Linked DNA regions of Homo sapiens: regions 2, 3 and 4 are each linked to region 1. Evidence: chromatin contacts called from ENCODE Hi-C or POLR2A ChIA-PET data. All regions are on one chromosome and are shown on one strand. Each heading gives the region's core, a stretch centred on a gene start or an enhancer-like site at or near the end of the contact. The rest is flanking DNA. Distances are from core to core; before and after follow the strand shown.

Region 1 (7,665 bases), core at 1,577-4,076:
ACCTCGCAGTGTCAAAGGCTCACCAGCCATTCCCACCACCATCCTGCGGGGCAGCCTGATTATGTTCAGGGAACAATACAGTCGCTCTGAGGAATGGCCCAAACAGAGGCACCCACACACTCCCCTTGCCAGGGGAGAATGCCAGGAGAGACCCTGTCATCCAGTAGGATGTCTGCTGGGGCTGCCCAGAAATATTTCCCCCCCATAAGGGAGAGAGGTGCAAGAGCAGAAAGTCCTTCTCTTGCGAACCTGGAACCCCGTTGTGAAAACACATGGTGCTTTCCCAGGCAGCTGCCGCCTATGTCCATGTTAAACAGTGACTGCTCGGTAGACAGCCCAACTCTCTAGGGATGACAGAACAGAAATAACCTGGTTCTCAGTGGCCTGAGTGGCCGAAATACCTTGGGACCAGCTATCTCTGGACTTAAGTAAACTAGAAATGTCCTTGTGCTTTAAGCCAGGTTTTTGTTACTTGTAAGCAAAATATCACTTTAATCGAATGGAGAAAAGGACTGTATTGAGAAGAAAAGTTACAATTATGTCATGATAATTATGATTACAGAAGCCTGTCGAATGCTGTTTACACCAAAGATCGAATGACAGCCATGCTCCAGGGAGCTGGTGAGAATTTCCCTGAGGAGGACAGCGAGCACCGGCCTTGCAGAAAAAGCCCCACGTTAGGCAACGAGGGATGAGGCCAGTGGATGGCAGGCTTCGCATGAAATGCTAAGGAGCTGTGGTTTTTGTCTCTAGAGAACAGAGGCATGTGCCTGTGTGAGCAAGACCGCTCACACTCACGACACCCACACTCCTCCTGTGTGATGAGGACTCATGCTGGCCTTTGTCTCCATCTTCTGGGAGAGGCTCTCTAAAGCCTTACAATTTCCCAAGTGATGGGAGTGTCTCTGCTATTCATGGTGGGCCCTGATAATTTATGCTAACAGGTCACTCACGGTGGGGGCCTGCGTGGTTTCAGGACGGGTGACGGTCTTACAGGAAAGACCCACGTGTCACCAGAGGATCAGGGCTCTGAGCCTGACCTCTAGGGAAGGGAGGTGGCTGGAGATGAAGTTCAACCATCAGGCCAGTGATTCAATCAATCACGAGTATGTCATGAAACCCAAGTGGAAGCTCTGGCCCCAAAGCTTGGTGGAGCTTCCAGGTGGTGAACGCATGGATGTAGTGGGAGGGTGACCGGTCTTGAGCACATGGAAGCTCTGCCTTCCAGGCCCTCCTGGACTGTGTCCTGCTGTCTCTTCCTTTGGCTGGTCCTGAGCTGTGTCCTTTGTAATAACACTGTCATCATACATGTAGCACTTTCCGGAGTTCTGAGAGTCATTCTGGTGAATTATTGACTCTGAAGGGGTCAGGGGAACCCCTGACTTGGTCAGAAGTGCAGGTGGCCTGGGGACCCTGGAGTTTGCAGCTGGCATCTGAAGTGAGAGCATTCTTGCTGGGGATGGTGCCCTTCACCTAAAACTTTTGGCCCCAACTCAGGGCCTCAGTGTCAGAAGTCCCTGCCCTCACCTTCCATGAAAAGTCTGCATGGCCCAGGCCAGAGCTTCGGAGGCCCTGGGTCTCCAGACCCAGGAAATGGAGGGGCTTCGCTTCACCCCCAGTCCACAGACTAACTACTCTGTGAAGAATGCTAACCTTTGGTCACAAGGGAGCTGAGGATTGGGGGTGATGAGATCTGAGAAAATGGGGAGAGCTAAATCATCCTGAGTGCGGCGGCTCATTGATACTGTTGTGGTGCCTTACACAGCCAGACTGCAAATGTTCTGGCCTAAATCCACTCTTTCAGAGTAAATAGTAACACAGGCAAATAGAATCATAGCTACCATCGACTGAACTATAATGGGAAAGATGCCAAGTGAGATTTATTTTTGTTTTGCTTTTTACCTAGTGTTCCTAATGTCCTTTTCTACCAGTGACGCGCAGCTTGGTAAAGGCCTGAGTCTGGCATCTCGCTGTGAAGCGGCCCCAGGTGTCCCCAGCTCTGTCTGTTGGCTCTGCCCCACAAGCTCGCGCCCGAAGCCACAGAGACACAGGGTGGGTGGGGGTGGAAAAGTGACGCCCAGGAATCGCTGGGGCTTTGCAATGTGGATGGTAGGAGGGTGGGTTGCGCCATGTGCTCCCCCCGCCTCCCTCACCAGGTTGGTCTGTTGCGAGGCACTTTCCCCAGTTGGCTCTGTCCAGGCCCCAGGCCGCCAGCATGGTGGGGAGCCCCTCTCTCGGCCTTGCCGTGGCTGCAGTGTGGACACACGTGCGTATTCAATCACTCTCTGCTGCCCCTAGACTCTGATAAGAAGCTGGGCGTTCAGGGTGAAGGCGTGGAATGATGAGCAGCACACAGACGGCATTTTGCTGAGCATCAGCAGGCGCTCCTCCGTCGGTTGCTTTTGCATAATAAATGTGGGGAAGATTTTTCAACCCCGTTTTCCTATGAGAAAGCTGAGCTCAAAGGCTGAGCTGCTTTGCTGAGGTCACTCAGAAACTCAGAAACTCACAAAGCAGGGGTGAGACCTCTGCTCGACAGCAAAGGCAGGCAGCGTCCCTCATCCCTGCACCACGAGGGCGTCACAGCCCCTTCCCGGGTGGCCACAGCCACAGGGCACCCTGCGCCCTCTCCGGGCCTCGCCTTCCTCTTCTGAAACAGGACGGTGATCTCATCCCCCTCACAGGCTGATGCAGAGACCTAAGGAGCACACTGGCTGTACACGGAGGAAAGCACCTCGGTTTCCTGAAGCAGTGTGGCATTCGAGTCTGATTTCCAGCAACTCCACTGCCCCCGCAGCCAGACTTTGCATGAGCAGAGTTCGCAAACCTTCTAGAATCTGGCGAGGAACAGAGGAAATCAGCTAAAGGGCGTAACAGGAAGTGGGGCCTGGACCGGGAACCTGGTTCCTCCGCTCTTTCCCTATAGGTACAGAAGGAACAGGCCCAGGAATGAGTAAGAATGTTTTTCTCTACAAATAACTCACACCCAAGCCTCAAGCAGGGTTAGGGAGTGAGGCATTGTGTCATCACCTACCACAGGAAGCCCAGAGCCAGGGCAGACTCCAGACACGGCACGCAGGGTTGTGACTCTACACACCTGGCGCCTGGGGCACTGGTGTCTTCCAGGCAGCTCTGCCAGGTGTCACATCTGGACAAGACAGAGAGGTACTATCTTCCCCTTAGGAGTGATGAACTCCTTTCCAGAAGCTTCCTGCAGGCTTCTCCTCATGCCTCACGTCTAGAATAGAGTGATCTGCATGTTCCAAGAACAGTCACTGGTTGGAGAGTTGGTATCACCGTGACTGGGTGAGCCTGATGGCTCTAAACTCTGGCTGTACATCAGAAGCACACACTGAGCTTCTGAAAAGGAGAGGCCTGGGCCCCACTTCCAGAGATTCAGTTCAATGGATCTCCTGTAGTACCTGAGCATCAGAACTTCGTAGCCCCCGAAGGTGCATGCTACGGCCAGAAAGAAACTCAGGGAAAAATGGATGTTGCAGAGACGTCGCCACAAATGAAACCCACAGCGACAGGAGAAAGCGGCTCGCGTCCCGTTGAAGAAGATGCTTCCCTGGATTACTGTGCAGAGTTGAAGCTTTACCTTTCACCTGGAGAACGCGTGGTTCTGTGACCAAAACAGTGGCAGCTCCTCCACCAGCCCCTGCTGCTCCCATCCCTTCCAGGGAAGAAACTTTTGTTTCTGTGATGCCAGCGCAGGCATTCAGAGCAAAGCCACTTCCAGGAAATTCTAAGAATGAGGTGCGGGCACCACTGGGCTGGCGCATGAGAGTCATGTGCCTCAGACTCCACGCCCCCTGCTGACCGTGCCCACAGGCTCCCAGGTTATCTGTGGCGGAGGTCAGGGTCTGCTGGGCAGGGTCAGGGATGTCTGGTTGGGCTGAAGCAGATGCAGGGGTCCTGCGGTCACCACTGCCTCCGATGAAGCTCTGAATGGTCTTCTCTGTTCTTCCATACGGTCATGTGCCACACAACAACATTTCCAACCACAGACAGCGTATACTATGGTTGTCCTGTAAGAGTATAAGGGAGCTGAAAAATTCCTATCATGTGATGACATTGTAGCCACCTCAACGTCTTAGCACAATTATATATATATACACACACACATATATATACTTTATATGTAGAGAGAGAGAGTGTGGCCTACGTGTGCAGTGTTTATAAAGTCTGCAGTAGTCATAGTGATGTCCTAGGTCTTCACATTCACTCCCGACTCACCCACTGACTCACAAGAGCAGCTGCCAGTCCTGCAAGCTCCACTCATGGTAAGTGCCTTGCACAGGTACTGTTGTTCATCTTTCGTATTGTTCTTTCACGGCACCTTTTCTCTGTTTAGATACACACACGCCACTGTGTCATAATTGCCGACAGCACTCAGCGCAGTGACATGCAGGTCTCAGCCTGGCACGACAGGCTGTCTCATATCGCCAGGTGTAAAGCAGCTCATAGCACGCGGGTGTGTGGAAGTTCACTCTGCGATGCTCACACAACAGCAAATTGCCTGAGGACCCATTTCTCAGAAGGTATCCTTGTCCTTAAGCAACACATGACTGACATTTGTAAAAGGGGCAAGAGACAGCTTGTGCTTCTCAGAAAAGGTGCCCATTTTCAACTGGTTTAGGAAATTTAGAAAGAGGGAGGAGGAGTATTAAAGTGGCTAAGAGTGTTTCTTTCCAGTTGGTTGATTCTGCACCTCACACACCTAAGGAGTCTGGGAAACATCCTGGGTAGCAGTGGTGGAGAGTGGTCGTAATTTACATTGAAATGGGGATCACCACTGCATATACAGATGGCCTTGCTAGGTGCTGAGGAAGCTCTGATGCCCCCGCGAGGATCAAACATGAGTCGTGGAGACAGGACATGGTGACATGTAGGAGAACACAGTTGAATGCCAGGTAAGCCCCACGTGGGCCTCATGGGTTCAGAGGCTTTTTTCAGAATTACTTCCAGTAGAACGGTTGCCCGTCACAGGGAGCATATCCAAGAGGGCGTGTGTGTGAAGCTGGAAAAGTGGCTTGTACTGGGAATGGGGTGTCTCATATCTCTATAGAGAGACCGCAGGGAGCTGAGGACTGAAGGAGAGGTTAGAGCAGCTCAGGCTCAAGCCCTCTTCCCCAGAATCACCAGGAACTTGCCAGGGAGGCTTTTGTTGCTGTTGTTGCAAAATCCAATTGCAATTACAACAATAAGTGAGGAATTAAACTACAAGTATGAATAGCATGGGCAGCTTAATTCTTAATAAGAAAGCCTAAGGTGCTTTCAACTAAACCACTTTCTGAAGTTTTTTTTTTACCAAAAATAAATTATATCCCAAAATTTATAAGAAAAGGTACAAGATAAAAAAGTGCCCCCTTTTAGAGCTAAAGTTGTCAAGCTGCAGATATTTGATTGATTTGTCCGTGAGAGGGTGGGAGGGAAGAAGCCTCCTTATGTGAAGCCGTCTCAGAATTTCTACTCCCAGACCCACATGCGGATGTGGAAAGCCAAACATGTGATTTCAGGCAAATACATTAAAGAGTAAGAGATAGAAAAGTATGTAATTGGATGTATCATTATGATATTTTCCACTGTCAGCAAAAGGAAAAAGATATTGATTGTTCACACGCGCAAAGAGAATCTCACAAACACACTCTTCCTGCAGCCAATGTCCATTTAATCATTGTGATAATGCAGCTACCTAGATTTTTACTCTCCACAGATCCATTAGGTTTAAAAGCTCTTAAAACTTTGATTCTCTACTGAAAAATGGAATGCTTTCTTTCTGGCCATTATAAAATATACTTTGCAGTAGTTTGTGCTGATTCCAACCGTCCATCTTTACAGTTGTTAAATCAGGTTTAGACTAAGCTGCCTCCTTACATATTTTAAGTTTAGCCTGAAGGTTTTTCGGTATATCATGAACTATAACAAGCGGAGGTGTAAATGAACTGTATACTGCTCTTGCGCCAATCACTCAGTTTGGGCCAATAAAACGCAGCCAACTGTTTGAATCATGTTCAAATAACGCAAACGATGTTCAAATACCACAAACGCCGAGCTGTACCCCATCCAGCTGTTTCTGCACCTCACTTCCATTTTCTATACGTCACTTTCCTTTTTCTATCCATAAATCTTCCTCCATGTGGCTGCGCTGGAGTCTCTGAGCCTACTCTGGCTCAGAAGGCTGGCTGATTCATGAATCGTTCATTGATCAATTAAAGTCCCTTTCATTTAATTTGGCTGAAGTTTTTCTTTTATCTCACTTGCATTTTTTTCTTTTGAGACAAAGAAAAACAATTATTAACAAGCCAGAATAGAAGTTTCGCATTGTCAAAGTGCATGTGCAGTCCATTCATTTTTTCTTGTTATTGTTAGTCATCTTATAAATACAGAACCACAAACTTCACTTCCTTTCGTAGAATATACCTCTTTCGGCTCTGGGAATTACAAACCCTTTACAATTTTACCAGTTTCGGAAAAAAACCAATAGGTTTCTTATCAGAAACTGTGTTCTCTCCCCAGATGCCACTCTTTGCATTTAAATAACTGAAATTGAGGACTTTGATACCACAAACATCAAAGCTCTCTGTTGACTGCAGGGTCCACTCTCAAATGCACCTTAATCCCATTTGAGCACCCCAATTCTTAAAGGCAGGGTATTGTGGTTTCTGAATTCACCATGGCTGTCTTTTTATGGAAGTTCACAGACAGGAGTAATCTTTGAATAGCAGTAATCTAGAGGTGGCGACATATGACTTCTTCATGTCTTTGGCAACTTTGTTTAATTTTTTTAAAGTTGCTAGTCTCTTTTTCTTAATGAACGGTCCTTGTTTCATGTTCGTGGCCATTTTCATGGTCAGCCGTCTGGGCAAGCTGCTTTTTCTCTTCTTGTGGTATCACTCCTCCTCTCCTTACTGCTCAGCTGTAGTTTCACACAACGAGCTAAGTGGAGCTCGTGGGGTCACTTACAGGAAACAAGGAGCATGACTCGCACCCATGAAGTTAGAAATGGCACACGGGGAGGGGAGATAGAGCAGATCCGTGCACAGCACTCATGTGTAAAATATGCCTGCACCACTGTCTGCTTTGCGTTTGAGTTCAAAACAAAAGGCTTCCGTGAAATATAATAAGCTATATATATTTTTCAGAGTGACAAGAATTGTCTCGCTTCCCTTCAGTTCCCAGACTTCTCCAAAGTTAGTCTAATGTCATGACATTGCCTGGGGAGGCCAGAGGCTGGCCTCAGAGACGAGAAAGCAGGTAGCTTGGCTTGGGCTTGTTTCTTAAGGGTCTAGGTGCCTACAGCGTAGAAATTCAGCATTTGCAGAGCACCGAGGTGAGGGGCTGGGGGACGGCAGAGCCTAGGACTTGCAATAATGCAAACTCAAGACTGCTGATTCAAGTCAAGCAGGCTAGAGAAGGGGAAGGCTGAATTTCTTCAGCAACTGGAACTGAGCTACGTGCATTCAGTTTCTCTCAACACATTCTGCTCTGAATCAAACTGTATTTTAAACTTCAACACATTCTGCTCTGAATCAAACTATATTTAAAACTATTTTAAACTATATATTAAAGCCGTTTTAAACTATATTTTAAAACTTACGTTAAAGTTCCTGGGTGTGATTATAATATTGTGGTTTTGTAGGAGAATGTCCTTGTTGTTAG
Region 2 (7,665 bases), core at 2,295-4,794, 490 kb before region 1:
TGAAGAGAGGCACATAATACCTTCACTTCAGAAAATGGGCACATTTTCTACATTTTAAGATTGAGGCAGGCTAGCCATATTTATTGATTTATTCCTCAATAAGCATTTGCTGCATTCCCATTTGTGTCAAGAACTGTGCTCAGCTTCAGGATATCAGTTCAGCAAGACACTCACCCTGCCCTTGAGTAGCTCAGTGTCCAGGATAGAGAACACAGATAAAAGTGGACGAGTTATCCTTATACATGATCAGTGCCTAAATATCAGTAAAATGCTGTAAGCCATCAAAGACTAGGTAGACACGTGTGGTGATCCACAGCAACCTCCTCTCCTTCATAAAACAAAAACAGACAACAAAATACTTGGCCTAACCTAGTAAACATAATTGTATAGTTAGCAATTAAATTCTTTAGGTTAAGCCTCTTTCTGCTGTTAAGAGGAACATGTTCCTGTAAGAAGTAATAAAAACTGCACTACCAACTTTCTGAAACATCCCAGGCCTTTCTGTTCTAATGTCTCCGATCACAATGAGCCTTTACCACAAATGGCTGTTTCCTGCCATCTCTGAATGTCAAATTCTTATTCATTCTTCAAAGTCCAGTAGAAAAGCCACCTCCCCAGATAAGATCTGTGTGCCCTGGGCCTGCTTTCCTGCTTTCTCATAAATACGTTCCCTACTGGCCTATGTCATGGATATGTTTTCTGATTTTTTCTTTAGGAACACGTGGCTCACGTTGAGGCTATCTGAAGTTACCAAAAATACAAAGACAGAAAGCACATCTTCATCCTTTTTTTCTGGAGAGTCTCTCCCACCTGGACAGCTAAGTTGGGGCCCTGAATTTCAAATGAAAGCCTCTCAAGGCGTGGGTAAACCTGGCCACTGCAGGACAGCAGAGTCCCTGGCTTTCCAGGTGTGCCCTTCTCTGTCCATGCCCAGCCTGGGAAAAGACCAGACCGTCCACGGAGCACTGGAGCACACAGTACATGGGCGTCTTCCGTCCATGAACCCAAATCAGGATCCCAGTGCACATGAGGGTCCCGATTAAGGTTAAACTGTACAGAATGGAACAATACCTGCTCTGTTTTGACGACACTGGATGTATCAGTCGGCTGAGGCTGTGTTAGGCTGCAGTTACAAGCAGCTCTAAAATCCCAGACGCTTTCTGAAACACAGGTGGCTCTCATTCCTATTACATGCACCTTAGCTGTGGCTGAAGAAGCAGCCTTTATCCAGATTAATGTGGATGCCCTGGAAGAAAAAAAAAAAAAACAAAGGCAGATAGCTTCTGTCGCGCTACGGCATAGGTCACCTCTGCTCTCATTCCACTCTCAAAGCAAGTCAGGGCCAAGGCTGATGTTAGTGGGATGAGGGTGTGTCATTCCCTCAGTGGGAGAAGCCTGTCAGAGGGGCAGTGAATATTTTAACAGCAATTTCATCTACCACAACATGTGAGAAAGATTTGGATATTGATGCAATCCAGAAAGAGCAGCAGAGAGACCAGCAGATTTCTACGGAGTTTTAGTGGAAATCTGCTCATGTCACTGGCTAGTTCTAGGCCTTAACTTTCTCATCTATGAAATCAGAGGTTTGGTCTGCGTGGTATCAAGGTCCCTTCCATCTCTGACACTGAGCCCAAAGCCTTGCAGGGTGGTGATTTATTTTGGTATTTTATCAAGTGCCAGCATCATTTCTATATTTCTCAGAGACCTCAACAAGTAGGGTGCTTGGAAACATTTGCACATTTGCTGAATAAATCAGTTAAACCCTATGAATAACTTACACTGGTATGAATTCATTAGATAATTCTCTGGAAGCCACTTGGATGGATGGAAGGTGCTAACAAACGCCAAGAGCTGCCGGTATGGTGGTGAAAAGACAGAAGACAAGAAGAGAAGCAGACCGCGGCACCTGAGGGCCAGAGGGGCAGGCTGGAAGGCCACAGCTGCGCATGCTCCGTGGGCCATTCCTCCCAGAGCTGCCCTCCCTGGGAGTGAGAGCAGATGCTACGGCAGTTCACAGTTCTTGATTTTCCTGTGGCTGGAAATTCCTAAACTTACAAAATCTCAAGCCATGTATATTTTGAAACAGTGTGGGGATTCCTCAGGGATCTAGAACTAGAAATACCATTCGACCCAGCCATCCCATTACTGGGTACATACCCAAAGGACTATAAATCATGCTGCTATAAAGACACATGCACACGTATGTTTATTGCGGCACTATTCACAATAGCAAAGACTTGGAACCAACCCAAATGTCCAACAACGATAGACTGGATTAAGAAAATGTGGCACATATACACCATGGAATACTATGCAGCCATAAAAAATGATGAGTTCATGTCCTTTGTAGGGACATGGATGAAATTGGAAATCATCATTCTCAGTAAACTATCGCAAGGACAAAAAACCAAACACCGCATGTTCTCACTCATAGATGGGAATTGAACAATGAGAACACATGGACACAGGAAGGGGAACATCACACTCTGGGGACTGTTGTGGGGTGGGGGGAGGGGGGAGGGATAGCCTTAGGAGATATACCTAATGCTAGATGACGAGTTAATGGGTGCAGCGCACCAGCATGGCACATGTATACATATGTAACTAACCTGCACATTGTGCACATGTACCCTAAAACTTAAAGTATAATAATAATTTAAAAAAAGAAAAAAAAAAGAAACTATTGCAAATGGAAAGAGACTTTTTTTTTCTGTTCCTTGCTTTGTATTGGAAAGCTAGGTAAAGAACACACTCCCAAACCATTAGAATTCAATGACAGGAAATGCTGTAGTATTGCACAAAATGAAATTCCTGATTTTACTGTGAAAAGGAAATGATACCCTTTTCAACCTAACAAAAGAGTTGATTTGCCAAGAAAATGGGCTCAACTGGAAGAAGCTGACTAAGAAGAAATACACAGTCAGTGCTTTTGTTCCCATTCATTCTACCTTTGCAGATAAGAATTTTTAAAAAATCTCTCCTATGATTCCCACAAATACACAGCATTGCTATTTGAAAAATAACAAAGCACAATTTGAGTTTCATATTTGCTGTTTGGCTGGAGTGATGGCTATTCATCTTCTCTTTACCCAGGCCATTGTTCCTGCCCACATAATCACAGCTTGAAGAGCTCGCTTGTGAGTTCCTTCCTTTGCAACTGTGGTCCACACTAGCTACTCAATTAGTTCATTTCTTGGTTGTAAGAATAAATAGAATGTGTACATTTCCTTCTTGTTTACCAATGCAACCTGAAGGGGATCCAAAAATTTGGCCTGGCTTGAGAAGTAAAAAAGGTTTAGGCTCACAACAGATAAAACGTATCCCAAGCCGGGACACCACGGTGCTGCGGAAAAACCCACCCTTGATTTTCCCCTCGTCTTGTCTTCAGTTCAGCATGATGAGCTGGAAAGCTGCAAACGCTGTAGTGATGATCTGAGAAGTGAAACAGAAAGCAAGTGAGGGGAAGCAGGAGTCTGTACACATGTGCCCTGAAGAATCCTTTGCTTTCGTCTTTCCTTTTTCGGCTTTAAGTGCTCCCGTCACACCAGTGATTCGAACATTTCAGAGAAACACAACGGAGGGAAGGAGCCCGGCCCTGCCTTGTCAGCGCCCTGGAAGACCTGGCTTCCTCCCTGACACTCACTCTGGGGAGGGAAGACACCCGTGCGCCTCGCTCCCTCGTGGCCAGTGGCTTCCCCGGTGGGCTAGGGCGTGTCAGCAGGGCGTGCCCACCGAGGGAGCAACAGCGATTCCCAGGCCTAACGCTTTTCAAATCAAAAGCGCCTGACGCTTTTTACAACCGAGCAGAATAGGGCTGTTCCAGGTGGCTGACGCTTCCCGTGGCGGGGAGGGGGTTATGGAGAACGTGGATGAAGCTCATCGTGTAAGACGGGAAATGCCACTGGAAGTGAGCGTCCCTGCACCAGGCCGCGTCCCGCCCAGAGTGAGGCACGGCCGCCCCCTCGCTCAGAACCTGCAGCCCGGCCGGGCTGATGCGGGAAGCCGGCCCCGCCTGTGAGCGCGCAGTTCTCCCTGGAGACGGGCCACCCTCACCCTGTGCCTGCGTCCCCTCCCAGCCCTCGTCCCTGCTCTCTACCCACGACCCGGCCTGGGGTGCCTCGGACGGATCTCCTGCCATTTCCTGCATTCTGCAGGAGCACTCATTGAAAATTTGGGTGGCCTTGCTTATTTATTTTCCTGGAATGCAGTGGGTTCTATTTCCGTGGTATTTTCTCAGCAGTGCAGCGTTTCCATTTCAAACTACAAGAAGAAGAAGAAAAGCCAGTCCCCGTCAGCACGCAAACACACAACAGAAAAAAACGTCCCGGGTTTGACTCGCAGTCCTGCCTTTATAAATTGTAACTAAATATAAGCCACCAGAGTTGCCTGCTTTTGTCATGAGACTAAAAAGACAAGTTTACTTCTTCAGGGAAAAGGGGAAAACACAGTGATGTGCTCAGTTGCTGTGAAAAGCAAAAGACAAATCAGAGGTAATATAAAAAGTTATTTGGTACCATGGAACAATTGATGCCGAGTGTCTAAAATCATCATAAAATGGACTGAATCTAAATTTTGGTCAGATTAATATAAAAAAACTAAAATTAAAAAAGAGCTTGCTTCATCACTGTAGCACTGGGGCTTCACACAAATTTCAAAATGTGCGTGTTACACTAGCATTGTTAGGAATATGAAGGTTGACGGTGAAATATTTTATTTTCTCAAGATGCTATACCACGTCGCTCTAATAATCTACCACCGCTATAAATTTTGTATTGCCTACCATTCACAGAAGGCTCTATTTCAATGGATTCATGTAAAAACACAATTTTGGCAAAAATTAAATTTATATACCTGGCTTAGATAATTTACACCTTAAAACTGACTTTTGATTTCATGTTGGATGTATGCATCTTTAATTTCTAAACTAATGTAGAGAGAATAAATTGTTAAAATCTGATGCATTTTGCATGATACATATTTTTAAAAAGATTTAGAATGGTTGAAAATATGTACACGTTTGGTAGACTTAGTTATCAAAGACGGTTACTTTTATTCAATACCCTGAAAGTGTGTCCATTGAAAGGCAAATACATTTCCATTTTTCTGTCTTTAAAATGAGACTGAACTTAGGTCATTTTCTTAATCTTGAGAGCTACTTTCTCTTGGTTTATATGCATTTCTGCTATTGGTGTAACTGATGAGCATGGTAATTGCACATCAATTTACCTTGAAACGGAAAATGATAAGAACTTTCTGTGGAGCAAAAGGTGGCCATGTCTGTGAGCTGAAAGTAAAAGCTAGAAAAACATTTGATCTCTCATGTGGGCAACTGATTTAAGAAAGAAAAGAAACTTCATCTGTACATATTAATCAAAAAATTAATGGTATAAATTTGCTATTTTTCATTACTTTTTATAAATTGGTGATAGCACTAAACTGTCAATCAAATTTTATCTTTACATTTAACAAAACATGTAAAGGTATCTGACTTCTTGGCTGAAATAACTTATTAATGCCTTACTGTAATTCATAAATAGAATTTTTTCATACATATTTTGCCCTAAAATTAAAGGTGTCAAAGAGGGGAAAAAAATCTGTTTGGACTATGCAAATATTGCTAAGCTGAGCCACTTATTTTGAATATGCCCATGTGAGCTAAATAAGATAATTAGGGTTTTTCACATGATACTGATTCTGCATTTGAAATGCAGAATCATAAGAAATGCTGCACATATAATAATGGCAATACTTTATGTTTTTATAGATCTTCATAGACTATGAAAGTATTTTTACATATGCAATTGAGATTCATAATAATTCTCTGAGGCTCACTTGTTTAAAAAGTATATTAAACTAAATAAGAAAAAGATAAAGGAAAATAAGTTTGTTTATTAAAAATATACACACAGTAATAGAACCGAGTATGAAGAAAAGGAAATGTGCTGCAGTTTAAATAAAGAAGAGACTTAACCTTGGATGGCCCTGCAGAATATTTAATCCAGTACAGAGGAGGGTTCTTACAGCAATTCCACTCTTCTGAGCAGTTTAGAAAACAAGCTAGAAAGCATTCATTCACTTGGTAGATTAAAATATATTTAGCATTTTTTCTTTTCATTTAGCCGTTCTAAAATTAAAAGTTAAATGCAAATCACACTATTCATGGCCATATCATTTTCTTCCTGGTAGTGAACCTCTGGCTCTTTCTGTCTTGTTACATTAAATGATATCTTAAGAAAATAAATGACACCTGGGTTGTTATAGTCCATTTGGCTGCCTGGGCTTTTGTGGGTAAGTCTGAACTGATATGGGGAAAGGCATGTTTTACTATTTGTACAAAGTCTCAAAAAATAAAAATTATACCTCTCTAATATTTTCCACGATCATTTCCACTTTGCTAGGCTTAACAATAAATTTTAGCATGGCTGATGGTTTCCCTTCTGGGGTTGAAAAACTAAAATGTTTTTCAAAGAAATGTACGTCACAGAATAAACAAGAGCAAAATCACTTTTTGTGACTTACCCTTTCCTGGTATGGCAAGAGGCTGCCATTTCCTTTCAACAGAGACGAACGAGGCCAGAGTATGTTTTACAATCTGTGCACAGACTCATTCACAGCTGAATCTAGGCATTGCCCAAAAGCAATTAATTTCTAAAATTTCACAACTATGCCTCACAAAATGCAAAGTCGAGGCGGGAGGATTTATATGACAGAGGGTGGGCCACCACCTGCAGAGCACACCAAGGAGGGACAAGGTTGCTGAATGGTACGCAAAAAAACCCAAAACAAAACAGGAAAGCCTAAGTATGAACTACCTTCTCATCTTTGCTTTCCCTCGAAACTTAACGACTTAGACAGAAAGTTGGAGTCTATGTACAATGTGGGATAACAGAGTTATTGGATCTATGTATCAGCTTTCTCTGTTTGACATTCAACTGTAAACAACAGACAACTCACCTGATTTGGATTAGTTTACCTAAAGCATCAGGCAAAATACACCAGGTTCCTGATTTCTTTTTCTTGGGAAAATACATTGGTTCTTCTGAACACTTTCTCGTGACACACGCAGAAAGAGGCACTATAACTAAGAGAGCAAGGTACCTCTCAGACCACCAGGCCTGCAGATCGTCCAGCGCAAAGACGGTCAACTTACTGCAAGATGGGAGAGAAGATGCCTTGTGGCCAGGAAGCCGAAACCCTCCCAAACACAATTCTCCAGTTACACAATCCACAAATGATCTTAAGAGCTGTTGAAAGCAAAGGACCAGTGAACAATCCTCCTATGATGAGTGGTTCAGCCACAAAAGAGAAATGTGTTAATCAGAGAGAATTTTTTAAAAAATTCGAATGCCACTGTCAGCATTCTTTTCACATAAAATTCTGTCAAAGACCACAATTTACAGAAAAGATCAAAGAGATGTAGAGAAAACAAATATTTAAATTATGATTGATGAGACAGAATGATACAAGGTAGGTTAAAACGAGGCTAAGATACAATGGAATCTAAACATCCTAAAGGCCCGGAGCCCTGCAGCCTCTTCCCCCCAGTTCCTGACACCCACCATTGTGATTTCCAGTGGGACCTGTCCCCAGTTAGCTCACTGCAACTCTTATTAGTAGCTGCTACCTCCAAATTCAGTTTAAGTTTTCAATCTTTTCTTAACAGTG
Region 3 (7,665 bases), core at 1,433-3,932, 360 kb before region 1:
AATTTACTTGGTATCTCTTATTATTGTCTTTTGCTTGTTTTGTGGTTTTTTTGGCCACTGGTTAGCATTGTACTAATGAAAAGGGACAACTCTTTTATCATGTCTGTTTTTGCGATTGGTGGACAGCGTTGACGTTTCGGGGCAGGCAGCGTGATGCCGAGGAGGTGACATTGGTCTTTGGTAACTATCAGTCTGCACATCGTCTCGTCAGGTGTATGTTGAGTCCTGCTCTGTGCCAGGCACTGCACCCATCGCTAGTAAGACATAGCTGCTGCCTCCCAGAGTTACCGCTAGAGGAAGGAAAAGCCACTAAACATGTAACTAACCAAATAAAATGCTGGGACATGTGATGAAAGAAAAAAAGAAAATCAAGATGTTCCAAAAGGGAGTAACTGAGGAGAATGCTTTAGATGGCTGGTGTGGGAATGTCTCAGAGAAGCCTCCGTATTAGAACTGGAAGGATAAAAGGTAGCTTACTAGCCATCTCAGCTTGAGAAAGGGACCACCTGTGTGGAGGCCCTGAGGGAAGCTGGGGGAGAGAAGTCAAAGGTCTATTTGTGTGCAGGTGTATTGGCTTTTGTTTGTATACTATCATTTGGAGAATATTGAGTATATTGAATGCCTGCTATGCTGCAGACACTGTTGGGTGCCAAAGTCACAGTAGTCAGGACAACAGACAAGGGCCTAGCTCATGCAAGCTCACAAAATAGTAGGGTAGACAGATAACCAGCCAGCTGTTAGAATATTGTGTGCTGTTTCATATGACTGGGGAAGTTCTGAGTGACATTGGAGTGCTTAGGAGTAGCCTCTGATCCAGGGTTTTGAGGTCAGGGGAGTGACATTCTGAGAGCTGAAGGGAGTGACATCTCTTTTGAGATCAGAAGGGTATCTGTACTTGACAGTTGAAATAGAGAAGGAAAGCATTTAAGACTTCCAGGAAGGGAGAATGTGCACAGGTTACAAGCACAAGAAGGCCTCTGAATCCTGTGTGGTTGGAGCTTAGATCGTGGAGGTGGAGTGAAGAGACGAACTTTCTTGGCTGCTGTGACAGGTTTGGACTTCACCCAGAGTGCGATGGGGAGTCGCTGACGGATTTTAAGCTGGGGTCAATGGATTGGGGGAAGACAAGCTCAGACTTACTTTTGAAAAGATGACGACTCTGGCCGCCCATAGTGGGTGGATGAGAGGGAGCAAGCCCAGAGCAGTGAAGCTGGTGAGGAGACAGGCACCCCACCTGATGTGGAGGTGGTGGGAATGTGAAGAAGAGCATGGACTCCAGGGCCGTTCAGGAATAGAACTGATAGGGCTGGATGATGGACAAATGAAGAGGAGGAAGGGATGAGCAGTGATTTCCAGATGGCTGACTGGCAGCTAGTTAGGGTGATGGTGCCACTGAGTTAGGGAACATAGGGGAGAAAAGTGATTCCGCCTCTTTGTTTGGACAGCTTGACTTGGGGTTGTCTGACATGTAAGTAGAGATGGAAGTAGTTGGATCTAGAGACTGAGAAATTTGAGCTTGGTGGGCATACAGGTGGTCCCTTGGAACTCGTGCATTTACCCAAGAAGACGAAAAAAGAAGCAAACTCAGGAAAGAGTCCTGACAAGTGATGTTTTAGGGGCTGGTAGAAGAAGAGAAGCCTTCAAAGGAAACGAAGAAGGGGTGGTCATGGCGGGAGGAAAACAGAAGGGAGTGGTCAGCAAAATCTCCAAGATGAAGCAGAAGATGAAAGAGAAATGTCCTTAGGATTGCTCTTACGCTGTTGGTGGTGACTCTGGCAAATGCAGGGCCTGAGACCTGAGCCCCTAACTGGATGACATGAAAAGGAGTAATGGCCCTCATCAGGTCCCTGGGAGGATCAGGAGCTGTAACAGGAGAGCAGTCTTGGTAGAGAAGGAAGTACAATGGAGAGGTCGCCGTTGTTTCTTTCTAGCATAGTTTTGTCATGAATTAGTTGGCTTGGATTTGAGTACTTTCCAGCTCTGATGCCATTTTTTTCTATGCTTGGTATTTAAGAAAACCCAGGTATCTCTGCTGAAGCCATGTCAACATCCCCATTAATGTCATTAATTATTTTATATTTTTAGCAAGTGAAAATGACAGCAAATGTTACACACAGTCTGCAGTCTTTGGGAATATTTAGAAAGCCTTACATATTTATTTCTCTGTTGATTCAACCAATAATTTTTGAGTCTACTCTGTTCGGCAGAGCTCTCAACCTTAAGGGCCCATCAGAGTCCACTGGGGATTTTTTTTTTTTTTTTCCAGACAGAGTCTCGCTTTGTCGCCCAGGCTGGAGTGCAGTGGCTCGATCTCAGCTCACTGCAAGCTCCGCCTCCCAGGTTCACACCATTCTCCTGCCTCAGCCTCCCAAGTAGCTGGGACTACAGGCGCCCGCTACCACGCCTAGCTAATTTTTTTGTATTTTTAGTAGAGACGGGGTTTCACCCCATCACGGTGTTAGCCAGGATGGTCTCGATCTCCTGACCTCGTGATCCACCCGCCTCGGCCTCCCAAAGTGCTGGGATTACAGGCGTGAGCTACCACGCGTCCACTGGGGCTTTTTAACAACCAGTTATCAATTCTTGGCCTTACCCCTTCCCTCCGTGCCAAGCACATTCTAATCTCTGTGGCTGGAGTCCAGGCAATTTCAAGCTCCCGGGCGATTCATGTGCAGCCAGGGCTGGTCACCAGGGTGCTGGCTGCTGTGCCAGGAGCCGGAAGTGCAGTGCGAGCTGGCCTCTTGGAGCTTGTGGTCTAGGGAGAAACACACCATCTAAAAAATCACATAGGCATGTATTCAGTTGGAATAGTGAAAAGTGTGAGGTAGTGGGGAGTACAAAATTGTATGAAAATGTATGATAGGAAGGGTGCAGTCCGGTTGAGGGGAAGTCCAGGGAAGTTTTCTAGAGGAGGTGAAATCTCAGTTGAACCTAAACAACGACAGTCAGTTCTCCGGATCGGCATTGAGACGCGTTCCAGACACCGTGCGGGTGCTGGACAGTCAGTTCTCTAGATCAGCATTGAGAAGCGTTCCAGACACCGTGCAGGTGCTCGACAGTCAGTTCTCTGGATCGGCATTGAGACGCGTTCCAGACACCGTGCGGGTGCTCGACGGTCAGTTCTCTAGATCGGCATTGAGAAGCGTTCCAGACACCGTGCGGGTGCTCGACAAATGTCACTGCTCTCCAGCAAAGGTGGTGATGAATGCAGTCACCATATTCACTGGATACAGATAGGATATGTGGTCTGACCAAGGATTTTCCTACTTATACTTTCAGGAAACAAACTGAATACCTAATTTGGTATGAAAATATTTGAATTTCTGGAATATGTGTGTAATTTATGAAGACAACATATGGACTTTTTGAAACTGGAAAAATTCCAGAAAATTTCATCTATCTCGTCATATCTTTACCTCAAATATCTGATAACCAGTATTCCATCACCAAAGGTCTGAATCTTTCTCAAAGATAGAGGGAAACACACCGTCATCTTTCCTTCCCTGACATCTTAATTTATTGCTATATATATTCATTCTAAATTGCTTAAAATCAGTGTTTTGGAAAAAAAAAAGGTGACAGAAGCTTTCTTGTAACTCACTTACTCTGAGCAAGCTTGTTGCGCACCTTGTTCATCACTTGGGAAATAATCGAAAGAATGTGCGTGGAATGGGAGCAGTGCCTCAGGTTACTTTCATTACTTCATCTTTTCATTAGAAAGTGAAGGGCCGGTGCGGTGGCCCACGCCTGTAATCCCAACACTTTGGGAGGCCGAGGCGGGCGGATCACAAGGTCAGGAGTTCAACACCAGCCTGGCCAACATAGTGAAACCCTGTCTCTACTAAAAATACAAAAATTAGCCAGGTATGGTGGTATAGCCAGGTATAGGCCCAGCTACTCAGGAGGCTGAGGCAGGAGAATCACTTGAACCCAGGAGGCAGAGGTTATGGTAAGCCGAGATCGTACCACTGCACTCCAGCCTGGGCAACAGAGTGAGACTCACTCCATCTCAAAAAATAAAAAAGTGGAAACAATTCCTTACAACTCTTTGAACTTTACAGTTTTAATGACAATACAATATAAATGTCTTAAATTCACATTTTATTTTTTCTTTTGACATTCAGAACATGCTTAACTGTTCCCTCTGTCATTGTCAGTAAACACTGCTAATCTAAATGTAGGTAATTCTAGCACATGAGAGGCTTTTAACTGGAAAATTGGGGTGGTTTTTTGAACTTAGGTCAGAAGCGATTTTCACTATTAAATTTTGGAAAATCCCACTTATATTTAAAAGCAGAAAGGATAATGTAACAATACCCCATGTACTCACGCTGACTTCAGCAGTTACCAACTCATAGCCAATCTCATTTTATCAGCTCATAGCCAGTCTTACCTGCTTCTCTCCCCTCCCTCACCCTGGATTATTCTAAAACAGATCACATCATTTTATCCATAATTAATTCAGTATGTAATTCTTAGAAATAAGGATTCTTTTTAAAAACTGTAGCCAAAATACCATGACCATTACCTAAAATATGAATATTTTTTAAATATGAAATACTCCAGTTTCAAATTCAGAAAGTTTAATTTCTTCAGTATCTTTCTGAGTGCATCGATAGCATTGCCCTTGAGCTGATACTCAGTGCACAGGCAAATGGTAAATGAAATGCGGCACAGACGCGGACAGAACGTTTCCTCGGATGGAAGGAGGATTCGCCATTAGTGAAATAGAGTGTGCTTTGGCCAGTTTGCATGTCGGTGTTTTTCTGTATGTGATCATTTCTATATGTGTATGTCATTGCACACATGTTAACTTTAATATACACATATCTATGGCCGGGCGCGGTGGCTCACGCCTGTAATCCCAGCACTTTGGGAGGCTGAGGCTGGCGGACCATGAGGTCAGGAGATCGAGACCATCCTGGCTAACACAGTGAAACCCCGTCTCTACTAAAAATACAAAAAATTAGCCGGACATGGTGGCATTTGCCTGTAGTCCCAGCTACTTGGGAGGCTGGGGCAGGAGAATGGCAGGAACCTGGGAGGCGGAGCTTGCACTGAGCCCAGATTGTGCCACTGCACTCCAGCCTGGGCGACAGAGCAAGACTCCGTCTCAAAAAAAAAAAAAATACACATATCTACATTTACATCTACAGGTAATGTCATATCTATGTTTGTGTATGTGTGCGTGTGTTTATATAAAATATTTGCCTTAATTATAAGTTTGCTGGGAATACACACAAATTTTCTTTTGTGTGATCTACAACTGTTGTTGACTAGGGACCCTTGGTGGATGTTTTATTATTGTCCTAATTATATATAATATAAATGTAAGGTAATATGGGGGAATGCCTACTAAATATTGTTTGGAATTTCCTTTGAGCATCCTCTCATAATTGTGACATTTTAGATGTGGAAGAAATCTGGGAAACTGTCTAGTTTTGTGGATGCCTTTAGCTCTATTTCGCATGTGACAAAGGTGTCTCAGAGAAGCCACAGGACAGACCCACGTCCTCCGTATCCTGAGTAGGGGTGGGACTAGTGGGTGTCCAGACACGTCCTCCGTATCCTGAGCAGGGGTGGGACTAGTGGGTGTCCAGGTCACTCCCCCTCTCACCTGATCACACTCCCTCCAGACCAGTGAGTTATGGAATAGGTTACTGAACACCTCCCTCTGAGTTACATTGTTGGAGCAAATATTGCATCAAACAGGATTTCTCAATGTGATGTCAGAGCAGGTGAGCGTTCCCCTGGTAAGGGAAGGCTGGCTGGTATTTGGGGATTCATGAAGAGCTGCACCTGAAACTAGCCAAGCTCGATGAAGTGCTTCTGGTCTTTATTACTTTTATGCTATTTTGCTATACATAGGTGAATTCTATTAAGGAAATTTTACACAGACCTCATCACTCACTTCTAAAATTATATGTGCAATGTAAATAAATGCTCTGAGAATGAGCAAGTTAAGAAAATGGAGGTGAGTGAGAGAGCATCCAGTCCCTTAGGAGGGATCCTGGGAAATGTAAGGCTGTCCCTGGGAAGGCCCGCAGTGCCCCCATCAGAGCCAAAGGAACTCATGGCACATACATTGGATGTAAAGCTTCAGAGCCGGCAGCCTGCAGCGGATGCCACCTCTCTCTTGACTCGAGTGTGTCTGGTTATTTTCTGATGCCCGGGGCTCGGTGACAGAGTACTTACTTGTTTGCTTGGCACCTGCTGTTTCCTTGAATTGATTATAGCTGTCTACTGAAGGCTAGAGCATTTGAAAACACAATTACTACCGTAAGAAATTGCTTACAAATGATCTGCGGTAAAAGGACTGCCTACATTTTATCTGGTACTTTGTTATAAAGCTACATTGTTTTTATGCGGGTTTTCTCAGGAGCCTGCTTTTAAAATGAAAGCTTACTACATTCCAATATAAAGAAAACAAGTTTTAAGTAGTTCCTTTATTATAATATCTGTACTTAGACTACTAACACTGTAAAGTTGTTTAGGTAAATCCACTAGCAGAACAATGGATAAGAAGAAGAATAGCTTTGTGAAATGAAATGCAATTTTAAATGGATAGACTATAAATATTTCAAACGGAAAAATAATTCTTGATGTCTGTTTAAAGTAAATGTGGTCTTTGTGCATGAATCTAAGAAATCTAACATATAAATATTTTTTTAAGTCTGCTTTTTTAAAGCAAAGACTTTTGCTTTTCACTTTGGTGGTTTGGGAAAAAAATGTTAATTGTATGTAGCCCTGTGGTATTCAGAGAAAATGTTATGAGCAAAGATGGTGACAGATTTTCAGAGACAGCAGTCCTACATACAAAGCTACCTTTTTCCGAGAAAGCTCCTTTTGTAGATGAAGCATTTGGCAGCAGAGTTTGCCGTACAGTTGATAATTCTATGAGTCCTGCATTAGATCCTTGTCTGGACTCGTTTTTGTAGTAATAATATACACTGGTGCTAGCAGATGGTGCCCTTCGGAGTATAACACGAGGCCAGGACAGGAGCTCACCCTTGCACCTCACACACCTGGTCCTTTACCCCCAAACGCTCCACATGCCTCTTGCATCCTCTAACTCTGTAGCCCAAATGTGATCATTTAGGTTTTTCTAAGGGTGGAAAAAGATGGGAAAAACAAGAGCAAAACTAAGGTTAATATTTTAAAAACTCATCTTGAAACCTTCTAAATACTGATGGAAGAGTTTATGGTGTTTGTCCAGCCTGAACAGGTTAACCATTTTGCTTCTCTTCCCCTATGTTCAAAGCAGCCTTGTGTTCTGAATTGTTATACATGTTAAACTTTTACTACCTTATTAAGAAGTGTCACCCGTCTCTTAAAATTCCTGTGAAATAGGTCCAAAATTAGACTGCGTCTTCAGAGGTTTCCTGCCAGGAAAAGCCTTTGGTTAACCCCCTACTGACATTCACAAACAGGATTTTTAAAGGTGGTCTTCAAAGGTGTTTTTTTCTTTGTTCTGAATGTGAGTTAAAATATATGCTGGCTATGTCTGATAACTTAAGGGAGAAGGCATCAGGCTACTCATAGAGAAAGTGTTACCTTCTTTCAGAGATGCACTTAATTAGAACTTCTAAAAGGACATCATTAGAATTAGGGTTCAGTAGGCAACATTTAGAACATGGCCACACTGTTAAGTAAGCAGTAAGTTCT
Region 4 (7,665 bases), core at 3,524-6,023, 260 kb before region 1:
AAAAAAAAAAAAAATTGTTTTAATTATCCAAGTGTGGTGCTGTGTGCCTGTGGTCCCAGCTGTTTGGGAGGCTAAGGTGGGAGGCTTGCTTGAGCCCAGGAAGTCAAGGCTGCAGTGAACTGTGATCGTGCTACTGCATCCAGACTGGGCGACAGAGTGACACCCTTTCTCAAAAAAATAAGAATGTTCGTAGTCAATTTTATTCATAATCAAAAACTGAAAACCCAGGTGTCCATCAATACAGTAAATAAACTAATATATTCATACAGTCAAATACTATTCCACATTAAAGAGAATAAATTACTGATACAGCACAGTGAATCCCAGGAGCATTATGCGAAATGAAGGAATCCTTACACAGACATATACGTATACTGTATAGTTTTCATTTACATGAAGTTCTAGAACAAATAAAACTAACTGTGATGAGAAACTCAGAACAGTGGCTTCCTGTGGGTGGTGGGGGTTCCTAGGGTGGGGCCTTAGGGATCGTCACAGGGTGCTGGTTCTGTATTGTGATCTGGGTTTCCATCACAGGTGTATACATCAGTCAAAACTCATCAAATGCCACACTTCGAGATTTGTCTGTTGTGTAGTATGTACATTCTAACTATAAAAAAAAAAAAACGGGTGCAAATAGTCCACTGTAGTTAATGATATGCACACTGAAGTGGATCAGAACTACAGGACTGAGTGACGGATGGAAGCCATGTGGTCATGTGAGGCTGTGTTACTGGGAGAGCCTGTGAGTAAACAGGCATTCACTGTAAAGTTCTTTCAGAGCCTCCATACATTTGAAATTTTTTCAAAATACATATTTGGGAAAGAAAAAGAGCAGAGAGCACTTGTTAATTTGGTTAGGGGAGAATCTGTTGCAAAAGCTTCTGCTGTGTTTCCATTTGCCACCAGTTTTCTCTGAAAATTGATGTATCAGATCTTTGATATTATCGTTTAAGTTGAAAGGTCATGGTTATTATAATAGTTCCATCACAGGAGATGAGTAGTATAAACTGTGTAATACTACAGATGAATTAACAGGCAGTCGCAGTCGCTACTGTGGGCCTTAGCAGTCTTAGAATTTTAACAGGCATCCGCCCTCTCTACACATTACCTCCGTAATCCATTTATCTGATGGCTAAACCACTCTCAAAACCAGCAGGGAGAGGTTGGAAAGTGATCTCAGAATTAGCTGGAAAATTTTTTCACGTACACATGTCCAGAAACTACTGGCCATCAAACTGTTCCAGCCTCCAGTTTTTGAGACCTCCTCGGGCCTGGACAGACATGTGTATTTTGAAAAAGGTCGTGAGTCTAAACTCCCGCTTCACTCTCCCACTGAGAATGACTTTGAGAGCTTCCTTCCTTGAGGCCATAGCTCTAAGAGGGATAGCAGGTTAACCTTTGATAGGCAATTAGGTGCCAAACTCCAGAACTGTCCTGAGAGCTTGGTGAAAAGGGGAGTGACAGTTTGGTGATTTTGGCAGATCTTTTAGCATGATGTTTTCTGGATTACAGTTTTGTAGGTATTATATAGCTAACCACAGTTTTTATAATTGGCATAACTTACAGGTTAATTAAAACACTCTATCACCTTGATTGAATAAAATTTCTACCAGAAGATTGGTTTTGTAGTAATTTAATCTTTCTCCTAAAATGGTCAGCTGAAAGTTCTACCTTTTTTCCTGGTAGGTCTGTTTTTACCTATACTAGAATATAAACAAAATAGAGACAGAAATTGTCATACTTTCTAGCATTTGTAACTTTCTAGTTATATACTGTTTTTCAGGCTTCTAAGGGACTGAAAAAATGAAACCAAACAATTGCCTTCCAAACAGAAAAAGGTCACTGAATATCCTGTGTCATATATATCTGCTTTGATCTAGATGGCTTACAGAATTTCTAATAAACTGTGAAGAGCTGGCTGTGTCTTTTGTCATTGTTTTATGTTTTGTCCACTCCTTGAGAATAAGGGATATTTCTTTTAAATGTTCTCCTGTGTGTCCCACTCACTGTGGGCACCTACTTCAGAACATCAAGTTATCATTGTCAGTGGGTCTGCTGGAGCTCCCAGGAAACTGACTTGTATGTCAGATCACACTTATTCATGCTTGCGTAGAAGTGAAAGCTTAACTTTTTTCTTAAAACTTTTATGAAATATTTCACATAGCATACGATCTGTCTACAATAGAAAAAGAATATGCAATTCAATGATTTTTGGTATATTCAAAGAGCTGTCCAGTCATCACCATCATCAATTTTAGAACATTTCATCCCAAAAGAAACCCCTGACCCATTAAGTCTAATCATTTGCCTCCCAAACCACCCTTTCCCCCTACAGACAACTACCAATTGGCTTTCTATCTCTATGATTTGTCTACTCTGAAAATTTCGTATAAATGGAAACATGAAAATATGACCCTTTGTGACTGGCTTCTTTCATGTAGCGTAATGTTTCAGGGTTCATCCATGTTGTGACATATGCCAGTGCCTCGCTTCTTTTTACATATAATATTCCACTTTAAATATGCCACATTTTATTTATCCATTCATCAGCTGATGGGCATTTGTGGTTTTCCCACCTTTGATTAATATGCAGAATGCTTCTGTGAACACTCCTATACAAGTTCTTGTGTGGACATGTGTTTTCATGTCTCGTGCGTGCATACCAAGGAGCGGAATTGCTAGGTCATGTGGTTACTCTATACTTAATCTTCTGAGGAACTGCCAGACGGTTCTCCAAAGTGGCAGACATTCCTACCAGCAATTTTTGAGGGTTCCAATGTCTCTACATCCTCACCATTATTTGTTATTGTCTCTTATTGATTATAGCCATCCTAGTGGGTGTGAAGTGATACCTCATTCTGTGGGTCGTCCTTTCACATTCTGGATGGTGTCTTTGTAGCACTGGATTTTTAATTTTGGTGAAGTCCACTTTATCTGTTTTGTTGTTTATACTTTCGGCATGATTTCTAAGAAGGGTTTCCTAGCCTAAGGTCACAAAGATTTACACTGGGTTTCTTCTGATAGTTTCATAAGTTTCTTACATTTAGATCTGTGATCCGTGTTAATTTTTGTGTTAAGGAAAGGATTCAACTTCATTCTTCTGCATGTGGATATCCAGTTGCCCTAGCACCATTTGTTGAACAGACTGTTCTTCCCCCACTGAGTGGTCTTGGCACCCTTGTTGAATAGCAGTTGATCATAAATATGAGGGTATACAATATTTAAATATATTTTAGCTTTGGAGTATGGCTGAAGTCAGAAAGTCTGAGGCCTCTAAATGTGTTACTCTAAGATTGTTTTGGCTGTTCTGAGTGCCTTGCATTTCCTTATGAATTTTACAATCAGCTTGCCAGTTTCCATTAAGGAAAAAAAAAGCAGCTGTGATTTTAATAGAGATTGCATTGAATCCATAGAGCAGAGTTTAGGTTTTGAGATTAAGGCAGTGTGCCTGCAAGGGCATAGGTGTCAGGAAGCATGCCAAGCCACATCCTTACCTCTGTGGGACACGGGCCCTTTCAGGGCAGTGTTTCAAAGTGTCTTTCCTCTTGCAAGACTAAAAGAAAAATTAGTGGTTAGAGAGTAAATACAGATGGCTGGAAAATCATGACACAGTTTGTACTTTTCATAGTGAGATATCTAGTTCCCTGCCCTCACACAGTCATCCTTGACTACAAGTTAATTTTCAGTCAACGAACATTTTGTGGTAGCAAATTTCTTCGGACTGTTTTAGAAACTCTACTCATGACTGGCGGTCACCATGGTGGTATTACGCCAACCCCATCCTACGATGAGCAGGCTGGAGACCCTTAACCTTAGTACTTGTTTATATTTGATAATATAAATTTTCCTGTTGTCACTTTGTCTTTTTCTCATTTTCAGGCGAGACTTGAAATCTGTGCTTTGAGGGACACTGTGGCTGTTTACCTGACACCCGAAAGCAAGTAAGTGGCAGTGTTCTTTAGTTGAGTGCTCTATTAAAAATAAAGGTTGTCTTACTAGTCAATTCTGTCCTCTGTAAAGATGACTGATCAGAGCACATGCTCATGAATTTGTGATGTGATAAAGTTTATGTCAAGGCCACTTTGTAACACAATGTAAATGAAAGGGGTTTAATATAATTTTTTCATTTACTACTGACAAATCTTAGTCTTATAATACAGCAGAGTATGACATACTTCTTAAAGCAAAAGAGGATAAGAACTGAGTCTTAGTCTGTTCATAGCAGACTCTGAAGGACAGCTCAAGTGCTGTAAATATCAGTATAAGAGGAAGCCTTGTGGTTTCTCTGCAAAATTTTGTAGTGGAAATTTGATAATTTTTAGCTGTTTTGAATGAAAGTCAGGATTTCCTACCATTGAAATATCAGTAGGTGAAGTGAAGCAGAACTACTGTTTGTCTGTGCAAAATTGTTTACTACGTGGGCAACATTACCTAGGAAATACTGGGTTATAGTGTTGATGTGCCTGAGAAGCCAAGTCGTATGCAAATGAAATGTTTGAGGACACTGTAATATGCTTACTCACTCATTTCCAGCATCTGATAACATGGCTTGCTGTCATTCTGTCAGCTTTGCAACTGAAAATACGTTTTCCATTTTTTCCTAACCAATGAAGTTAGCCTTTCATTCCCGTCGGTCACAGCTCACCAGCAGCCATTTTTAGTGGGCCATGTTCACTGTTGAGCCACACCTTTTCCCAGCCATCGTTTGTCTGTACAACATACTAACAGGATGGAAAGCACCCAGCCCATGTTGGATGTGTGCACACTTCATGCAAATGCCTACCCTCTTCCTGCTGACTTAGTTTTAGAGTATAAGGTACTCATCTATAGAGGAAGTTTAAAATATTCTAGGCAAGCTTTTGAGGGTGTTAAATGAGAAAATGTGCCAAATCACTTTTTAATTTTCAGTACCCTGCCAATAATATGTAGTATGTTTATCATTATTGTCATACTGTCAAAACAATTACATCACATTTCTTTCAATTAATCAAAAAGAGGTTCATAAGAAACAAGCTGATGGTGGAGGTAGCGGCAGTGGCTTCCACACCAGGAAAGAGGCCGCTGAATGTGGGAAGGGACCCGAGTGCGCCAAGCCACCCGTCCCACACCCCACCGCGCCCTCCCGGGAGCAGCTGGAGATGCCCAGCACCGGGTTTTATGACTCTGTTGGAACTTTTCAGTCTTTCTCTCTGTTGCTGTGACACTTGCCCCTGATTTGAGGAATATTGCTCAAAAACGTATTTCCTGGTAGATTGAGGATGTTTTTACAATATAAAAGCAACGACCCCCTAAAGTCAAGAATTGCAGTATTTCTTCACCTTAACCAATCATAAGAGAGATAAAAGAACTGTTCCTTTGTGAATGGTACAAGTTAATTACCACAGTCTCCCCTATGATGCTTTTCATTTGGTTTGGTAATTTTTCTAATACTTTCTCCTTGTAAAAGCTAAACATCCCACAGTTTTCTTTTTAAAATTCTTTCCTTTTACCTTCATGTAAAGAACTTACATTGAATTTTTAAAGCATCTATATAGCTCTCCATTTTTCTACAAGTTTTAAGTAGACTGTAATTATTACAAGACATTGGCTGTAGATCAGGCCCTGTGCAGGCCAAATACTGTAAACACCCCACTGTGTCATCTTTCAGAAGGTCATCCCCATTTCTTAGAGTAACTGGATTATCCCCAGCTGCTTGTTTTGAAAAGACTCCTTTTAAATTAAACATGTTCACATTAAGCTCTCCTCTATCACTAGCATCCTTTCGAAGATGTTTTTCCTTTAGCTTTTCAAGTAGCGTTTCATTTCCTATTTGAGTTTTTCTGACCCCGTTGCTACAAAGCCTCCACCTGGTAGCTACACCTTCGCTTTTACTTTTACTTTTTCTATTGTTTTTCACTTTTACTTTTTCTCATATTTCCTTGCTTCACTGGCTTTTATTGGCTTCTCAATAATTAAGGGATGCTTAAGAATTTGTCAGCAGTTCTCCTGTGCAAGGCTTCAACTTCAGTGTGGCTGTTTGTGTTTCAGGTCAAGTTTTAAGCAGGCTTTGGAAGCCCTGCCCCAGCTTTCCAGTGGAGCAGATAAAAAGTAAGTCCTGTGTGCTGTTCTTAGGAGCCAGTTGAATGTGCTCAACAAGGTTTTGTTTCCTAAAATACCTTTTAAAAATAATGATTTGGATTCTAGGAAGAGCAGAATCCAAATAAGAATCAGAATAAGCAGATATACCTACTTAATAGCGTTAGTAGGTACATCTCGTCACCTGTAACTTGCATGTCTTCTGAGTGACAGAATAAGGTAAGACCTTTCTTCTGGGTTTAGGAGAATTTAGAAGTTGGCTCTCGTTTCAAGTGACTGGTATAGAAAAGGTCTTAAGAAAGCTATCTATGACTTATTCAGTAAACTGTATTAGTAGCATACATAAGAAGTAATGGAAAAAAGAAGACAGCATAGTAAAATGCAGGAGTCGGTGATTTTTTTTTTAATTTTTGAGTAATTCAGTAGTATTTATTTTGTGTTCTATAAAATACAAAATGTTATGAAAGTAGATGTGCACATATGGCATAATAAAGTTTTATATATACATATATATTTCATTAGACCACACTGATGATCTCAACCTGAATTTAAACTTTACTACTCATAGAACAGGAAACGGACCTAAGAGAAAATCTAGGCCAGGTAAATTTCATAAATGCCCAGGCTCCCCCGAGCTGAGGCAGTCTTCATTCCTTCACCACCCGCCCTGCACGTGGCTGCCGGGCCCATAGACAGGCACATGTGGTGCACTGACTGAAATGCTGGCACCGTGAATGCAGTGCAGACTCAGTGCAGGGCAGAGAGATCACATAGGCTGGGCCATGGGGGGGAGCTGTCACATGGCATCGACGCACAGAGCAGGCAGCAGACCAGCCCTTCCACCATCAGTCCCCGGGGGCATCGCCGCCCCGCCCCGCACGCATCCCACGTGGGCACATGGCAGCTGTGCAGACAGTGCCTGCACAATCAGCCCTTTCTTCCTTTTTCTTGCTGCTTCTCTAACTTCCATCCTCTATTTGAATTGGTTCCAAACCCTGTTCATTTCTTTAAAATAAATATGATAAAAGATTGAAACAGTCACTGCTACGTTTCATATGTGGAACAGGGCTCAAAAGGTAGTGTGTCACGAACAATACACACCCTGAAATGGCCCCAGGTCAGGACTATATTTTAGATTTGCTGTGGGGATAGCATTCTAATATTGAACATTGTTAAACCGTGAAATAATCTCTTGACCTCAGTACTGTTAAACCCAGTTCTTGGTTGCTGCATCCAAACCAGGAAAACTCTAAGATCCTTCCTAGCTTTAAAAATTAGATGACTTGGGCCGGGCGCAGTGGCTCATGCCTGTAATCCCAGCACTTTGGGAGGCTGAGGTGGGCGGATCACGACTTCAGGAAATCAAGACCATCCTGGCCAACATGGTAAAACCCCGTCTCTACTAAAAATACAAAAATTAGCCGGGTGTGGTGGCGGGCACCTGTAGTTTCAGCTACTCAGGAGGCTGAGGCAGGAGAATTGCTTGAATCCGGGAGGTGGAGGTTGCAGTGAGCCGAAATCGCGCCACTGCACTCCAGCCTGGGCGACAGAGCAAAACTCCATCTGAAAAAAAGAAAAAAAATTAGA

What was found. Hi-C counts contacts between places; a loop is a spot of excess contacts on that map. ChIA-PET counts read pairs that join two places held with the same protein, here RNA polymerase II (POLR2A). Pooled maps may share reads with other maps.
Region 2: a loop to region 1 is called in a pooled map, with 4 times the contacts of the local background. The contact joins two enhancer-like sites. A Hi-C loop is called at or near these places in 3 of 37 single-sample maps with no recorded cell type and 8 of 50 pooled maps. POLR2A ChIA-PET finds 5 or more read pairs at or near these places in 1 of 52 experiments (GM12878).
Region 3: a loop to region 1 is called in a map of GM12878, with 4 times the contacts of the local background. The contact joins two enhancer-like sites. A Hi-C loop is called at or near these places in 2 of 168 maps with a recorded cell type or tissue (B cell and GM12878), 12 of 37 single-sample maps with no recorded cell type and 7 of 50 pooled maps. POLR2A ChIA-PET finds 5 or more read pairs at or near these places in 1 of 52 experiments (activated CD4-positive, alpha-beta memory T cell).
Region 4: a loop to region 1 is called in a map of GM12878, with 2.1 times the contacts of the local background. The contact joins two enhancer-like sites. A Hi-C loop is called at or near these places in 3 of 168 maps with a recorded cell type or tissue (B cell, GM12878 and naive thymus-derived CD4-positive, alpha-beta T cell), 20 of 37 single-sample maps with no recorded cell type and 14 of 50 pooled maps. POLR2A ChIA-PET finds 5 or more read pairs at or near these places in 1 of 52 experiments (activated B cell).

What each region holds. Positions count from the first base shown.
Region 1 is chr6:220,597-228,261 of GRCh38, reverse strand. No RefSeq gene overlaps it. Among named protein-coding and RNA genes, the nearest start is that of LINC03066, 19 kb to the right of the region's middle. RefSeq lists enhancers at 313-372, 383-502, 513-642, 2,558-2,607, 2,668-2,827 and 2 more. Within about 2 kb of position 2,826, at least 9 of the 41 ENCODE cell types and tissues checked have a DNase peak (open chromatin) inside an H3K27ac peak, as active enhancers do; they include GM12878, where a contact is called at or near this core.
Region 2 is chr6:707,295-714,959 of GRCh38, reverse strand. No RefSeq gene overlaps it. Among named protein-coding and RNA genes, the nearest start is that of EXOC2, 18 kb to the right of the region's middle. RefSeq lists a silencer at 5,505-5,705. Within about 2 kb of position 3,544, at least 35 of the 41 ENCODE cell types and tissues checked have a DNase peak (open chromatin) inside an H3K27ac peak, as active enhancers do; they include GM12878, where a contact is called at or near this core.
Region 3 is chr6:584,713-592,377 of GRCh38, reverse strand. The region is part of intron 11 of EXOC2 (exocyst complex component 2); the gene reads left to right. Among named protein-coding and RNA genes, the nearest start is that of HUS1B, 69 kb to the left of the region's middle. Within about 2 kb of position 2,682, at least 2 of the 41 ENCODE cell types and tissues checked have a DNase peak (open chromatin) inside an H3K27ac peak, as active enhancers do.
Region 4 is chr6:487,404-495,068 of GRCh38, reverse strand. It overlaps EXOC2 (exocyst complex component 2), which reads left to right. Exons shown (of 28, transcript NM_018303.6): 26 at 3,883-3,944; 27 at 6,031-6,090. Among named protein-coding and RNA genes, the nearest start is that of IRF4, 99 kb to the right of the region's middle. Within about 2 kb of position 4,773, at least 4 of the 41 ENCODE cell types and tissues checked have a DNase peak (open chromatin) inside an H3K27ac peak, as active enhancers do; they include GM12878, where a contact is called at or near this core.